Regions from separate parts of the Homo sapiens genome. Here region 2 is linked to region 1. A link is a loop called in an ENCODE intact Hi-C map of the cell type or tissue named here. Cell type or tissue: gastrocnemius medialis. All regions are shown on one strand.

Evidence for each region. Hi-C counts contacts between places; a loop is a spot of excess contacts. Peaks named below come from ENCODE experiments on the same cell type or tissue, not always from the same donor. Only the 100,000 strongest peaks of a DNase experiment are listed, where the experiment ranks them.
Region 2: a loop joins it to region 1, with 4 times the contacts of the local background. A loop is called at or near these places in 4 of 110 quality-filtered maps.

Annotation. Positions count from the first base shown.
Region 1 is chr20:58,866,958-58,874,957 of GRCh38, reverse strand. LOC101927932 (a long non-coding RNA gene) reads left to right here. Exons shown (of 5, transcript NR_126334.1): 4 at 7,386-7,472. It also overlaps a transcript of GNAS not described here. Among named protein-coding and RNA genes, the nearest start is that of GNAS, 20 kb to the left of the region's middle. In gastrocnemius medialis, CTCF peaks have their summits at 4,502 (motif pointing left) and 6,001; a DNase peak (open chromatin) is centred at 4,517.
Region 2 is chr20:59,150,422-59,158,421 of GRCh38, reverse strand. It overlaps a transcript of ZNF831 not described here. Among named protein-coding and RNA genes, the nearest start is that of ZNF831, 9.4 kb to the left of the region's middle. In gastrocnemius medialis, no CTCF peak of the experiment used is centred here; a DNase peak (open chromatin) is centred at 4,971; H3K27ac peaks cover 424 bases.

The sequences.
Region 1 (8,000 bases):
TAATAAATAGATAATTTAAAAGTATTTGTGAAAGGAAAGTTGGAAATTAAATTCTGGAAATTAAAATGTGTTTTTCATTCCACAATGGCTGGAAATTAATTATAGTATTTGAATATAGACTATCTCTATCTGCATTAGGGAACAAAACAAAAGAGACCCAAAGCTCAGGATCTAAGATGGAGGACTGGAACTAAGATAGAGGGCAGGCCAGGAACTAAGATGGAAGGCAGGCCAGCAGCAAAGATAGAGGGCAGGCCAGGAGCAAAGATAGAAGGCAGGCCAGGAGCTAAGATGGAGGGCAGGCCAGGAGCTAAGATAGAAGGCAGGCCAGAAGCTAAGATGGAGGGCAGGCCAGGAGCTAAGATGTAAGGCTAGAGCTAAGACGGGGGCCAGCCCAAGAGCTAAGATGGAGGGTTGGAGCTAAGATGGAGGATGAAAGCACTAAGGTGAAAGCACTCTGTAGTACATAAGGATCTGGCTGCAAACTACACTTTCCCATCTAACTCTCAAAACACTAATCCTAGACATAGAAGATTTCTAAGGTTAGGTGGGAAATATTGGGCCCATCTTCCTAAGAGAATTTTAGTCTTGAAAGATCCTGGAAGGCATAGTTTGGCTCCAGAGAGTGCACAATGAAAGAAAGAAGTTGGCAAAAGGCAGTTCTCAGCACCACTCTTGGGCCAGGCCTCTGCAGCCCCTCCTGGAAGCAAGACTGCCTCCTCAGCATGGCCAGTAACCCTCTGGGCTGTGCCTCCTGGAGAAAGGCCTCATTCAGTCCCATGACTGACAAGTTATCAACAGGGAGGTCTACCCTATCAACAGGGAGGTCTATCCTGTGACTAGCAAAGGTTCAGTCACTGCTGTTTGTGCAGAAATTTTCAGCCTCAGAGTGGCATGAAAATCTGAATGGCTGTGCCTGTCAAATGTTGCTTGTTTTGACCCCAGCAGATCCTTCTAGGTTTTCTGCAGTTTAATTATCAGCACTCATGACACTTTTAGGTAACCTCTGATTTGGTGTGCTCAACTGGGCTGGAAGACTCTTAGCAGGTTGTTGAAGTCTTTTGGTTGACAATCTTTCCATCTTTCCTTATTTATTCCCTGTGTAATCGCTTAGCAGAGACTGCCCACTCTTGTTAACTTCCTGGGTTTGTTTTGATTCCATCAAGGGAGTAGCAGTGTCTCATACTTTTGTCTTCCCCACGGGGAAGGGCACATATTTGGCACTCAATACATGTATATCGAATGAATGAACAAATGAAAATGCCCGAATTGAGGCAAACTCACCGACCAGGCAAGGATTCGTCCTTCTAAGGGGCGTGGCAGACACGTGAGCAGCTACTGCAAGCTTAGAGATGCTACTAGACAGACAAAAAGGAGTAAGGCTATTTCGACCTTCAAGTTAACCAAAAAATTAGGAAATAACTTATCAGTGAGAAAAAATGGGTACATGTGCTAGTCCCTGTGTACCAAGGACTGGGCAGGATTCCATGCTTTTGCCAAGTTGGACATAACCTACAGATGAGTAAACCTCAGACCTGCCAATAGTCAAACATTTGAAAAATTAATTTGTGACAACTGTTTTCACTTGGAACCATGATGGATTTAACTGTTTTCTTAAATTAGGCATGTCATTTTATGCTAAATTTCCACTAAACATTTCCCAACAACATTTCTTTCTTCCTGAAGAACCACCGTGACCCCTAACTCCCTGACAATTCCAAAATGTCACAGAAGGCCCATTTTATAAACATATTTGTGAATGAGTTCCTTTTCATAGCTATTAGATCAGCAATTATTTTCCCCAACACTGGCCCCTAATCAGCCATTTTGCTAAGTCTCAAAGCAACACAAATTTAGCTCAAATCAATTAGCAACACATTTCTAACTCTTGGTGCTTGGGGAGAGTCTGAACTCCTCCTGATGGGATGAGGCTAACGCCTTGAGAATGAACTGAGAGGCAGGTCAGCCCAGGAAGCCACTTCTGCCTTTGTGGTTGTGCTTTACAAGAAGGCCAAAATGTGGGAGAATGGGGTCCAACCACAACAAATTAGGATGAAATTTTGATTTTATTTTTTTTCTCTTGAGCTGATGAATGAAGCCCAGGACATAGAAAGGCAGCTGACGGAATATTTTCCCCACCAATGCCAGGAAGCTGAAGGTCTGCTCTTGTGATTTGCATCTGGCTGTGATGTTCTCTCTCTGCCCCCCACCCTCACCCCAGCACAGAGCAATCAACCTTGTCCCTGTTCTCCTCTGGCTGAATTCCCCCCTTTTCTCTTCCCCTCACCTTTCCTTGCTGAACAGAATTGTCTTCCCTCTCTAATGAACATAACCCAAGAGAATAAAACTTGTTTTTCAAAGTGGGGAGGGGGAATGGGAGGAAGAAAGGAAGGAAGGGAGGAAGGAAGGAAAAAGAAAAAAAGAAAACAATGCCTACAGTGGGTCTGGCTGGAACCCAATTCTCAAGGACATCGATTTGTAAAATTCAAAGGTTTCCCCAACATCAAAGATCTATACTTAACTTATAGGATGCTCACTTTTAACCTTAGGGTTTGCTTTGTTTTGTTCTGGATAATTATCAAATTTAAAAATTTATGATTTTTTTTTTTAAAGAACTAGAAGGTTCTCTGTGTGCCAGACTTTCTAAAACAAAACAAAACCACTTAGTGGGATAAGGCATGTGAAAACACTTGTGCTCCATGAAGTGTGCTACATGCAGTGTGTTCCTAACTTTAAAATAAAACAAAAATTGGACCATCGTTTTAGAATCAGGAGGTAAACACTTGGGAAAGCAATAAGAGGTGAGAGGGCAGTGGTCAGAGCTCAGAGGGTGGTGGTGGCCCCCGTCTTGGCACACAAGAGAGGCCTCTGTCCCAGCTCTTCTGGTTGGCACTTGAACGAACAAGGGACCTCATGGGGCAGTGAGATGGGGAGGAGAGGATGCCCCAGCCTGGATTGTGAACCTGCCTCTCCTCCCCGTACTCCTGTCCGGTCTAGCCAGCCTGGCCCCTCAGCTGTGCCAGCCACACCCTCCTTGGCAGCGCTCCACCCCCTGCCTGGTAGAAGGATAATCACTTGCAACCTGATCCTCTCCTCTGTTCTGGACTAGAAGTTCCTAGAGGGCAAGGACCCCATTTGGTGCTTAGAGCTAAACTTGGCAAAGGCACTCTTTTCTTTTTTCTTTTCTTCTCTTTTTTCTTTTCCTTTCTTTTCTTTTCTCCCCCTCCCTCCTCCCTCCCTTCCTTCTTCCTTCCTTCTCTCTTTCCTTTCCCTCTTTTTTCCTCCTCTCTCTCCCTTTTAATTTTTTTGGTTTTTTTTTTGTTGTTTGTTTTTTTTTTTTTTTTCGACGGAGTATCATTCTTGTTGCCCAGGATGGAGTGCAATGGCACAATCTCGGCTCACTGCAAACCCTGCCTCCCGGGTTCAAGCGATTCTCCTGTCTCAGCCTCCCGAGTAGCTAGAATTACAGGCATGCGCCACCATGCCCAGCTAATTTTGTATTTTTAGTAGAGATGATGTTTCTCCATGTTAGTCAGGCTGGTCTTGAACTCCTGACCTCAGGTGATCTGCCCACCTCGGCCTCCCAAAGTGCTGGGATTACAGGCGTGAACCACTGCTCCCTTTCAAATTTTTAAATTTAATCTCTATTTACTTCTTTCCTTCCGTTTGCACCTTAATTTCTCTTTGTCTCTCTCTTTCAACAATAAACAACTGGCCAAAGGGAATTGGTTTTAATTTCTGAGTCGTTCACAAGGACCCCGGGATTTCAAAAGATCAGAGAAGGAAAAACAAAGGGAGGGAACCTCAATTCTTTCCCTGCTCTTCCCCGCTAGCGAAAGGACTGAACAAGTGAAAGAACTGTGGAAGGACGATGGCGAACATGGAAGAGCTCTAAGGAAACTGTCCTGTAGTGTGTGTTTGTGGAGCAGGGGGATTAATATGAAACTGCACACCATGATTCATGCCCTCTCAAAACTATGCATACACCTGAGTAAAGAACAGGGGGAGATAATGATCAGTAAAATCACAGCAGGGTGAGGGTAGGCTGGGGGGATTTCCTGTAATATTATGATGTCATTTTAACAATAAATACAACTAGAAGAAAAGGCGCCCGGCCAAGTGTGGGATGTGGGTTCCATGTCATGTGGGAAGCGAAAGTGGGCAGTTGGGCCCCAGAAGGGAGAGTTCTAAGAGGGTGTGGTTCCCTCTAAGGGAGGGATTTGTGCGTCTGGCGCAGGGAGAAGACTGACCAAGAAAGCCACCAAATAAACAGACCAAACCCCCAACCACCCCTCCCCTGAGAAAAGCACAGAATGGCTGTATTGGTGTTAAAAGTAAGGTCCCCGGGACCCAAGACAGGATGAGAGCCCCAACCAAAACACCCTGGAAACATGGGGCTTTTTTTCCATTTGGGCATCCTACATTTCATCTAGAGAATTCCAAGATCCCAATTTCTGAGAGCAGACCCAGCCATTCTGAGCTCTCTGCTGACCTCTGGTGGGGAGGAGCTCCCATGGCCCAGGAAAGGTTGGAAAGAGGCAGCCACCTGCCCTGGCCTCCTCTGTTCCCCACGGTCTACAGGGTCACCTGCCCTCAGCCACCACTCAGGGCTAGAAGTCAGGGACTGTGAGGAGGAGAAAGTGCAAGAAAAGCTTTAAAGAATCCTCAGAGGAATATGGGCATAAGAGAATCATGTTGTAGGAAAGTTATCAAGTAAAAGAAAATTTTTTAAATAGATGGGTGGGAGGGACGTTTACCTTAAATCAACCCTGTGTATTCAGTTTCTTTAACTTTACAATCTTAAGAGAGAGGGGAGAAAGAATGTGTATATGAATGGGGTATGGAGGGTAAATTTGATCAGAAAGAAATAAATTCCCATTGGAGGACTTTGTAGGTCCTTGTGTGGGAGGCCTGTGTGGCCCTTCTCAAATAGATGACCTCATCATTTTCCAGCTGCTGGGTGGGGTGGTGCAGGGGGCAGAAATGGAAGGGAATGGCAACGGTACCTGTTCTTGGAACCAAGGAATTTGACCCAGACACCATCGGACCCAGCTTCCCCTCCCGTGGAAACGAGGCCTAAAGAAGCCAGAAGTGGCCTGCCCCAAGGCAGTGCTGAGCCTGAGATGGACAGTAGGGGTCCCATCCTTAGAGAGGACACCTTCGCTAGTGAGAATGCCCCAGTGTGCCGTGAAGCACTGAGAAGTGGAGAGGGGTTGAGGAGGGGAAGAACTTAAAACTAGCCCTGAGGTCTCAGAGATCCTGAAAAACACAATGATACTTGCATGAATGGAAAAGCAATGATGTATCCCTAGCAAGTCCCTTCTCTGTAAACAATCATTGACCATGCACCTCAAATTCTACTTCATCTCTCCATATTGTCTTAAATGCTAACTTCTCCAGGTAGGCCCCTTAGATTTCCCTGGTGGAAACTGGAGCTCTGCTCACCTATGAACCTCTTTTCTAGCCCTTGATTGAGGTGTGAAAGAGTTTACCACCAAACTCTGCTCCCACAAAGATTCTCCCGGTGATTGGGACCCAGAAACTATTAATTATTTACCAAAGGACAACAGAGGGCCCTACCATTTGATTTCCTATACAATCTGCCATTTTGGAACAGACATTTAAAAAAATTTGTGTTGGATAGGGGGTTGGCATACCTCATCTATTGAAACTTTATAAGATAATTAAATAAGTTTTAAAGTGAGAAAGACATCCCTCCTGTTTTTTCAATTGAGAAAAACTAGAACCAGGGATTTGTCCAAGATCTCAGGACCAGTTCCCAGGAGAACCGGGGCACCAGGGCGGTGAATCTGGAGGTTACCTGATCGTGTGCTTTCCTGCCTTGGCTAAGATCTTCAGATCCACTCGTTAAAAGTTGCCGGGATTTGTCCTTAGATGTCAATTGCTCAACTGAAACCTTTTAAAAACATTCCTCAGCCTTAGGGGCAGGGGCCGTGTCCTTGGGAAGGAGGATTTAGGGAGGGGGATGCGGGTTCTGCCTTAGGCGCCGGCGCAAGGGTGAATTTTTGAAAGCCAGGCTGTCAATCGTAAAAGCCGAGCGCCATCTGCCAGCCGGTTCTGAGTAGCCTTGCTTTCTTTCATTGTTTCCACTTCCCAGCCCTGAATAATTTGTGTTCTCATTTATTTCCCTCCAAAAAAAAGGTAGTTCCTGCTCAGAAAGTCCCCCCAAAATAAGAACCCCATTTAAAAATAAATCTTAGAAGAGAGTGAGAGAGCGAGAAAACAAAGGAAAAGTGAGAAAGAAATTCGAGAACTCCTTAGGAGGCTGCTTTCCGTTCTCCCCTTTCTGGATTGTGAAACTTCTGAGAAAATGAGAGATGAGCCCCCTTTCTTCAACTAAGGCAGCCCTAATGGTCTTGCTTCTTCTTTCTGACCTCTCACCTTCTTGTGGCGAGCAGATGCCCCACTTTGAGCCTGCCTTAACATCTGAAATCAGACCCTAACTCTGGGGAATCAAGATTGCAGGGCCAGAAAAAAAAAAAAAGCTGGCTGCGGTGGTTCACGCCTGTAATCCCAGCACTTTGGGAGGCCAAGGTGGGCGGATCATCTGAAGTCAGGAGTTGGAGACCAGCCTGGCTAACATGGTGAAACCCCATCTCTACTAAAAAGACAAATATTGGCAGGGCACGGTGGCTCACGCCTGTAATCCCAGCACTTTGGGAGGCTGAGGCAGGGGGATCACCTGAGATCGGGAGTTTGAGACCAGCCTGACCAACATGGAGAACCCCATCACTACTAAAAATACATAATTAGCTATGTGTGGTGGCGTGCGCCTGTAGTACCAGCTACTCAGGAAGCTGAGGCAGGAGAATTGCTTGAACCTGGGAGGTGGAGGTTGCAGTGAGCCAAGATCATGCCACTTCACTCCAGCCTGGGTGACAGAGCAAGACTCCATCTCAAAAAAAAAAAAAAAAGAAAGAAAGAAACAGGAGAGGTGTCCACTATCTGCTATATGTTAGCTTAAGTCTGAGGCTGAGATGCCTGCAAGCCTTTTGGATTCATCCCTGGCACCTGAGTTCCAAGTCTCAATCTCAAGCCTCCTTTCTCAAGCTGTCCCTGTCCTGCCCCCATCTTGTGTCTTGACTTTCTCATACATAAAGCTGAACACAGAGATACCCTCTGCTTCTTCCCTGACAACTCATCAAATTTAAGGTGCTCTCCTGACCATGGCAGGACCCCAGGAATACTTGGCAGAATCATTCCTAAATGGGGCCTTGTCAATACTTTCAAGAATCAAACTTTAGCCTTTTCCCGATGTCAGCTTGGCAAATTCATGGAATCCTAGAATAAAGTTCTATAATCAACCAAGGTCCCAGGAATGAGAACCCCCAACTTCTAACCCAGTGCTGTTTGTACTATTCTAGGACCCTCCCAAAGAGCTGGAGCTCCTCTGCCCACTGCCTCCCCCATCAGATCAGACCTATGGTAGAAGACAGCAAGGAGTAAACGCTGTAAGCTCACAAACACCAAACTGCCCTAGGATGAACGATTTCGTAAGAGCGCTCCAGAATGACTGGATCCCATCAGGAACATTTCCAAAGACTCCCACTCAGAAAGGGGAGCCCTCCTGGGAGTGTCCATCCTAAAACCCACACTGGCCATTTGTTTTGCAAAACAAAATGATCTAATGTGCTTCCTTTTAGCAGCTAAAAATGCTTAATTATAAATAGCTAGAAGTTTTCTGGCAATCCAACTTTTAAAAATTTTCCCCTAACGTCTGGCATTTGTTTTTGGGTTCTGCCCTGAGTCTTCTAAGCATTTGCTTGGAAAGATGTTGCACTTTCGCAGGCAAAATTTCAAAATCAACATTCAAGAAGCTTGCCTTTGGTAATTTCTAGGATTCTGCAGTAAGGAGGTTTTATAGTTAGGGGACACTTTGCTTAGCTGAACTTGTGACATAAAAAGCTAGTCTTCAGACAAGTTTTGATTTCAAATGATACTTTAAATTTTACATGTCTGATATATAATTTATCAAACTA
Region 2 (8,000 bases), 280 kb before region 1:
TGCTGACCTGTTGCCTCGTCCCCTCTCCCTGTGCAGCACAGACTGTTTGGAAATAAATGCCCCCTGGACCCTTTCTGGAAATGCTCCCGTCACATTGACGGAGATGGCTCCATCAAGCTGGCTTCCTGCGCACGCCAGGCTGTGACTGTTGGGTCCTGGGGGAAAGGCACACAACCTCTCAGTGCCCAATGCTCCCCCGGAGTAATCGCCTTCTGCAGCTCCCTGTCGCCACGGGCCAGTCTCACTGCATCACAGATAATGAAAGCGCCTGAGGAACAGAAGCAAAGCCAGAGGAGAGCAGGGTGTGGTACATTCCTGCTTAGGAAGATGTGATGTGGCTCCTGAGCACTTGGCTACCGACTTTTAATCATAGAGTGAGAAAATGAAATCATTTCCAGCACCTGAAGTGATTTCTTTGGTGTCACCCACTGTTTTTGTAGATTAATTTTTCAGGACCAGAAAGAAAAAATGTTTATATTTCAGCTACAACAAGAAAAGCTGGTTCCCCCTCCTTGCAGCCCCAGAAGTTTCTTATGTAAGGAGTTTGCTTTCTTATTTGTTTTTTTAAAGGGAAGAGTTTACTGGCCCAGATGGGGAACAAAATGGCAGGGCTGGGACCCTGCCACACCCATCACTTGGGGGGCTGGCTAATCAGTGTCTGTTGGATGTATTTACAAAAACAATATGTTTAAACATTTCAATAAACAGATTTAAACACAGATTTGTATATTAGCCTCTGCCAACTCTTCTCCAAGCCAAGAATCCTTTGTCCTTATGAAACCAAATGATGACTGTTCCTTGAATCCAAGTCCTGGTCTGAGAGACCCTGGCCCTTCCCAGGGTTTGGTTTTCTCTTCCTTTTGGTGGCCTATGACCTTTCACTCTGGTTTTATTTCTCACTGTCTATCCTCTGAGTATGTTCTCACTGTAAGTCCCCTCAAATCCTTTTTGGAAGGTGGCAGGGCTCTCAAATGATAAGCCACCCAATTCGCCTCCCAAGCCAGAGTTCAGAATCCCATCCACAGCCGGAGGAAAGAGTGAGCCTAGCCTCATTTCCCTCTTCCCTTAGCACACGGATCCGCCCCCACACTTTCAGTAGGACTTGTTTTCATTTTAGTTTTTAATTTTGTTTTCTTCTTTCTCGCTCATTTGTGGGAGGTAAAAATTAAAACAATTGAACTCACAGAGATAAGAGGGTAGGGGAGTGGGCGGGAAAGTGGGGATGGTTAATGGGTACAAAACTATAGTTAGAATGAATAAGCTAGAATTTGATAGCACAACAGGATGACTACAGTCAACAATAATTTATAGCACATTTAAAAATTAAAAGAGTATAATCAGAATGTTTATAACACAAAGAGATGATAAATGCTTGAGGTGATGGATGCACCATTTACCCTGATGTGGTTATTAAACACTGCATGCCTGTATCCAAATATCCCACGTATCCCATAAATATATACACCTACCATGTGCCCATAAAAAGTAAAAAATTAAAATAAAATTTTAAAGAATGGTTTTAAAGTTCTTTCTTCTTTTTAAAAAAATATTTAGTTGAGATGTTTATTCCACCTTTTAAGAATTCTGCCTTTGCAACAACACAGAGGGGCCCAGAGGACGTTATTCTCAGTGAAATAAGCCAGGCAGAGAAAGAAAAATACTATCTGATGTCACTTCTATGTGGAATCTAAAACAGTCAAACTTATAGAAGCGGAGAGTCCAGCGGTGATCACCAGGGAGTAGGGGAGGAGAAATGGGGAAGGTGAGGGTCAAAGGCTACAAAGTTTCAGTTATGCGAGATGGCTAAGTTCTGGAGGCCTAGTACACAGCAGAGTGTCCGTTTTGCCTATTTAACATTTTCTTTCTTTTCTATTATTTATTTATTTATTTATTTTTGAGACAGAGTCTCACCCTGTCGCCCAGGCTGGAGTGCAGTGGTGCAATCTCGGCTTACTGCAACCTCCACCTCCTGGGTTCAAGCCATTCTCCTGCCTCAGCCTCCCGAGTAGCTGGGTTTACAGGCTCCCACCACCAAGCCTGGCTAATTTTTTCTATTTTAGTAGAGACAAGGTTTCACCACGTTGGCCAGGCTGGTCTCAGACTCCTGACCTCAGGTGATCCGCTCGCCTCAGCCTCCCTGGGATTACAGGCGGGAGCCATTGCAGTCAGCCCACGTACTTAAAATTTTCTAAGACAGTAGATCATAGGTTATGTTTTCTGGCCACAGATAATAATAAAGGAGGCGAGAGGAAACTTTGGGAGGTGAATATGTCTACGGCCTTAATGGTGCTGATGGTCTCACAGGTGCATACTTATCCCTAAAGTCATACAGTGTATGTTAAATACATACAGCTTTTTACGGGACTTGCTTCTAAGCGCTGGGAATTTCAGTCTTCGGTTGAGCATGAGGGGGAGCACACAACTCATCATGTACCCTTTAGGTGGACCCTACTTCTTCCTCTTTAGTCTTCGGTTGAGCATGAGGGGGAGCACACAACTCATCATGTACCTTTGGGTGGACCCTACTCCTTCCTCTCTAGGAGGGGCTTTCTGGCACGTGTCTCAAGGCCAGACTCTGAAGATGAAGTCTTCCCAGAGGAGGAGAATTGTTCCTTTCACTCAGGGTCTCCAACCCATCTCTTACCATTCCCAAAGGAGGGGAGACTTTTGGAATTTTAGAGCCAACAGTGCTTCAGGGATTATCTAATGCAGCCACATCACAATACGGTGCCCCTTCTCTCCTTCCTACACTCAGGGTAGACAGTGCGGCCTGGCCCCAGCACTCCTCCCTGCTGCGCTGGGCAGCGGAAGCCAGCTTTACCTGGACTTCCAAGGCAATCATTCCCAGTAAGATTTAGCACCTGAGCTAAAACCAATTTGCTACCCCCTCATTCTAAAGATCACAGAGCAAGAAAAGTTGACCAGCTAATGAGCAAGATGGGAACAAACCCACCTCTCACCAGAGCCCAGCCAGTCACCCAAAACACCAAATCCCAGCTGCTCCCATTCACATCAGGGTGCTCTAGGCATGTATGTGCAGACAGAGACACAGCTGCACACAGACAAAAATATTAGTGCATTCATGTGCCCAGCCTTGCCTGCTTTCCTGCCTGCTAACAAGTGTTCTGACTTTGTCCAATCTCTTCCTTCCCTTCCTCCTACTTCTGAGAGGTTTTGCCTTTACTAGACTGTTCTATAGTCTTTTGTATGATGTATAATCAAGATAACTGGGAAACAATGACAAAAGCCAAACAGGCAGATTGTAATGAAAAAAAAGCTATGAAAGAGGAAGACATTATCCCTCCCAGGTGTCAGGGAAACTGTATTCAAGTTACTTGTCCAGCAAATACTGACTGACTCCCCAGCACATCCCAAGTTTCATTCACGGCTGTAAGATCAGGGGAGAATAAGAAAGCGGCCCCCTTGCCGTCATGGGACTGACATTTCAGTGTGAGAGACGGGTATAAATAGGAAAATATGTACATGAGTGAAGTGATTTTAGAGAAAATCACAATGAAGGAAAAGGAATAGAGTGGTATGATGAGTCACAGGGGAGGGGTAGGAGGCCGTCTATGAAGACAGACCTGGGAGATAAGAAAGATTCAGCCCCAGGCACATCTGAGGGCAAAGGGCAAAAGACGGTGCGGTGAGTGCCAAGGCGCTAAATGGGCACTCTTCCCTGCAATGCAGAAACCAGCAGAAGGCTCATGAGTTGTCAGGGTCCCCACAAAGTGGGCAGAGCGAGGAGAGAAGCCAGGCAGCATGCCGGGGACAGATGACATAGAGCTTAGGCCACAGGAGAAGTTTTGTTCCAAGTGGCATAGGACTTGTCTCCGAGAGAAAGTCATTAAGAGAAGCAGCAAGGGCAATGCAAAAGGAGGAACTCCTCATGGAGTCTGAAGAAGAGGGACACTGGAGTTGCTGCAGGATGGGAGGAAAGTGGAAGGAAAAGGAGGTACCAATCGCAGGGGATTGGGGTAGAGACCGCTTCGGCTTCACAGGGTTCGAGCAGAGAGCTTGAGTTCTCATGGTGCTTTCTGCTCACTGCTCTGGGACCGCACCACCTGGGTCCTGTCCCAACACGGTTATGTGTACCTTCTACGTGGGTTACTAACACTTGTGAATGAGCATGTGTGCATTCTTGGAGAAGCACTTAGTCTCTGCATGTATGTCTTTCCCCAATCCTACATGGGAAAACCAAATCTGGCTCTCCCAACCCACTGCAAGAAGTGATCTCCCCACTGCCAAACCTCAGCAGCAGGGTCCCTGTGACACTTTTAGGTGAATCTTGGCTCGTCTCACATTGTAGTGGATTTAGCTTAGCTCTCTGGACTCTAAGATCTTCAAAAGTGAGAGCTGCACTTTTTTTATGACTAGCTCTTTCTAGCATCCTCTGTGAAGCATGACCAACCCACCAGGCTGCAGGAGTCTCCACCACCTCTAGGGTCCTGTGCCACCATAGTCACTCCTCACCACCTGAACAGGACAATGCCCTGTAATGACTGGTTTATACGTCAGGCTTTCTCATCAGACCATGTGCTCCTTGAAGGAGTAGATGAAAATTTCTCTTTCTTAGCCCAGCTCCAATTAGGTACTTGGTAAGCAATTGTCCAATGGAATCTCTCAGCTATTTTGGGAGAGCAAAAATTGCTTGTGGCTTTTTCAAAGAGTTTGCTACAGTACAAAGTAGCAGGACAGTAATTCCCTCTCCAAGACTATGCTGGCCAAAGCCTCCTCCTGCCCTGTCCTTGACCTCCTGGAGTTCAGCTTGATGGGGTCACCAGCCCCCAACCACATTTGCCCTTCATAGGGTGTGCTGGTGAGCCCCCGGAACCATTGAACATGTCCGTCCAGCCTTCCAATCAGCTCTTGGCAGCGGGGCACCCAGGCTGCCAGGGCAGCTTCCAGCACGAATAAGCGCTTGGCCCTGTGTGCCTTGGCACTCACTCCCTCAATGAGGCAATCCACTGCTCCTGCCAAGCCTTCCGCTCCCAGGGGGAGGCTGTCCCAGGAAGATGCGCCCAGCCCAGGGAGGAGGGACAAACAGAAATCGGGCCCTGACCTTCTCAAAAGTCAGGCAAGGGGTCTGGAGCAGGCTTAAGATCTTGTTGACTCCTTCCTGTTCTCTCCGGGTCCAGTTCCACAGGATTTGGCTCTGTTGGGAAGAACACAGAGCATGCGGGCTGGGGGCCAATGCACGTGTGCTCGGCAGCAAGGGTGGTGGGAAAATCAGGTGGGTGCTGAGCTCAGGAACAGGGACTGTATGAGACACTGCTCAGGTGGGAAAGAGTGAGTTGTTGAGTCTGTTGGACTGAGGATGGTGGCGATGGCAAAGTGGGATTTTGGTCAAGTTGTACAGTCCAGAGCTGGCCAAAGTCCAGTTTCCTCCCTTCACCTTCACCCCTGCTACATGCAAAGCCTTCTCCACCACCAGCAGAGGGATCTTTTTTAAACACAGAAGTCCACCCACACATCCCCACTCTAGCTAAAACCTTGTAGTAGCCTCGTCACTCTTGGAACAAAGTAATGTCCTCCACCTAGCAGGGCCCATGTAGGCCAGCCTCTGCCCACTTCCTCAGCCACTTCCCAAGCCCCACTTCTGGTTGCCTGCAGCACAGCCACATACTGGCCTTTTGGCTCCTTGGATGCTGGCCCATGTCAGGGGCCCCAAGGGAGCTGTACTCAAGGCCTGAAGTGCTCTTTCCATTCCCTACTGCCTCCTACTCAAGCTTCACTTATGCCCTCAGGGAAGCCTCGGGCACCTGCTCCCTGAGCAGCTCAGATTCCCCAGAGTTCATCACAGCTGCAATTAAAAAATTAAATGTATCATTACTTGCTTAACGTTGCAATCCCCAAAAGAGCAGGGACTTTGTACCCTATTCGCCAGCTCCAAGCCCACTGCCCCGGCATGCACGGATGGATGCGTGCACCCTCCAATCAAACCAAAGGCCCCCAGGCTCTCCTCCACACTTTGCTTATGCTGTTCCTCAGCCAGGAATTCCCTTCCTTCTCTTGATCCACAAACCCAAAATCCACCTGTCCACCTACTCGCTGCCTCCTCAACCAAGGCCTCTGGAAACCCCCAACCCCCTGTAAGTGGTGATCTCCCACTCCCGAACCTCAGCAGCAGAGTCCCTGTGACACTTTTAGGTGAATTTATGCCTGTCTTACATTGTAGTGGATTTAGCTTAGCTCTCTGGACTCCTAAGATCTTCAAAAGTGAGCGCTGTACTTTTTTTCTCATTACTAGCTCTTTCTAGCACCTAAGCTGGTACCTGGCAAACAGCAATGACTAATAACTATTATGATTGATCAGGCAACAGACTAGTGAAACCTCCAAGCTGGGGTGTGAGGGAGGTGCTGTCATTACAAATATTACTTAACAGATGAGGAAAGGAGGTTGATAGTGGTGAGGCAGCTCGCCCCAAACCACTCAGCCAGAGACTGGCAAAGACAACCTGTGGCTGAGGCTATATGGCCCCCACACCAGCATGTTCAACCATTCAATCAAGCCCTGCCTTTGGTGTACACCTTCCCCTTGCAGCATCGCTAGACAGAGGGGCTGGGCAGCCACCTCCTATGGGTCTCCCGAAGGTTCAGCGTTCCCTCGTGGAGAACATCTCCAATACATGGGGCTCAGCCGGCACCAGTATTTGAGGCAAACCTACTAACTCTAAGAGCGCAAATACAAAACAATCTTAGCTAAAACTACTACAAATCTCCATAAAGGACTTTTCAAAACAGTGCTCTCTTCAGAAAGTCCACGCCCAGGAGCTGGTGTTGAAAGCCATCCCTCATTCACCTGGCAGCGATTCACCTGACCGGCCTGCAGAACTCAGGTGGAATCTTGGCTCGGTATCTCACCAGTTGTGGCCAAGTTATTTTACCTTTCTAAGCCTCGAGGTTTTCATCTGTCAAGTCAGGGCAACAAGAGCCCCAGGCACATGGGAGAATTAAGCACAAGATGCTAGCACAGGGTCGGGTGTATCATAAACACCTGGTCAACGCTCACAGTAGCATCACTGTGGTTAGGATTATTCTCCTCAAAGGTCTGCAGTCCTGTGGCATCTCAGCAGGAGGGTGCCCAGGGAAAGGGCCATTTCCTTCTGTCCAGAGATGGGTGCTGGAGCCTCAGGAAGGGTTATCCCAGGAGACAGAAGCCATGTGGCTTGCTGGGAATACACAGATCAGGGTGGCAGGTCATGCACACATCAACACACCCCCTCCAGCCTTAGGCATCCACCTCCATGCTAGCCCCCTCGCATCTTCATCCACACCAGGAAAGTAAGTGTGTGCATGTGTCCCAGCCCACATGTACCGGGAACATGGGCCTCTCCAGAGACCCAGCCGCTATCAGCCCGGTACCCCTGCACTATCGGAAACCCATGGACGGCTGGAGGCTGTGCTCATGGGTCTCCCATCTGGGCAGGCGGGCCAAGTGTATTTGTATATAATTTGCATGGTTGACACAGCCGTTCCCATCTCTGCAAGGAGAACTTCCAAGCTAACCTGTTATTACTGCTCCTCTGAAGCTGGCACGGCCCGCCCGCCCACAGCCAGCGAGTACTATGCAGAGAGACAGGCCAGGAGCTGACTGAGCGTTCGGGTGCGCCACACCAACCTCCCTGAGCCTCTGTTTCTCTCCTGGACAACAAATCACTACACACCTCCGTTGGGCAGACTCAAGGAGAGCTCCTTGCCCACAAAATGACAGCGTGTGCTGGCGCGGAGTACTGGCCACAGCATAGTGGGCTGTTTGTTATTCTCAGAAGGTCAGGAATTAATCTGGATGGAGAAGTTTGCCTCAACGTTCCTCCCAGATGATGGTTCTGAGTCTCATACGGTGGGTCCCCTATGCTATGGTTACTATTCATAGATGATCTATAAAAATACAGGATTGCCTACTTAAATTTGAATTTCGAAGAAATAATAAATATTTTAGTTTAAGTATATCCTGTGCAGGCTTTGGGACACGCTTATACTAACAAAGTATTCATTGT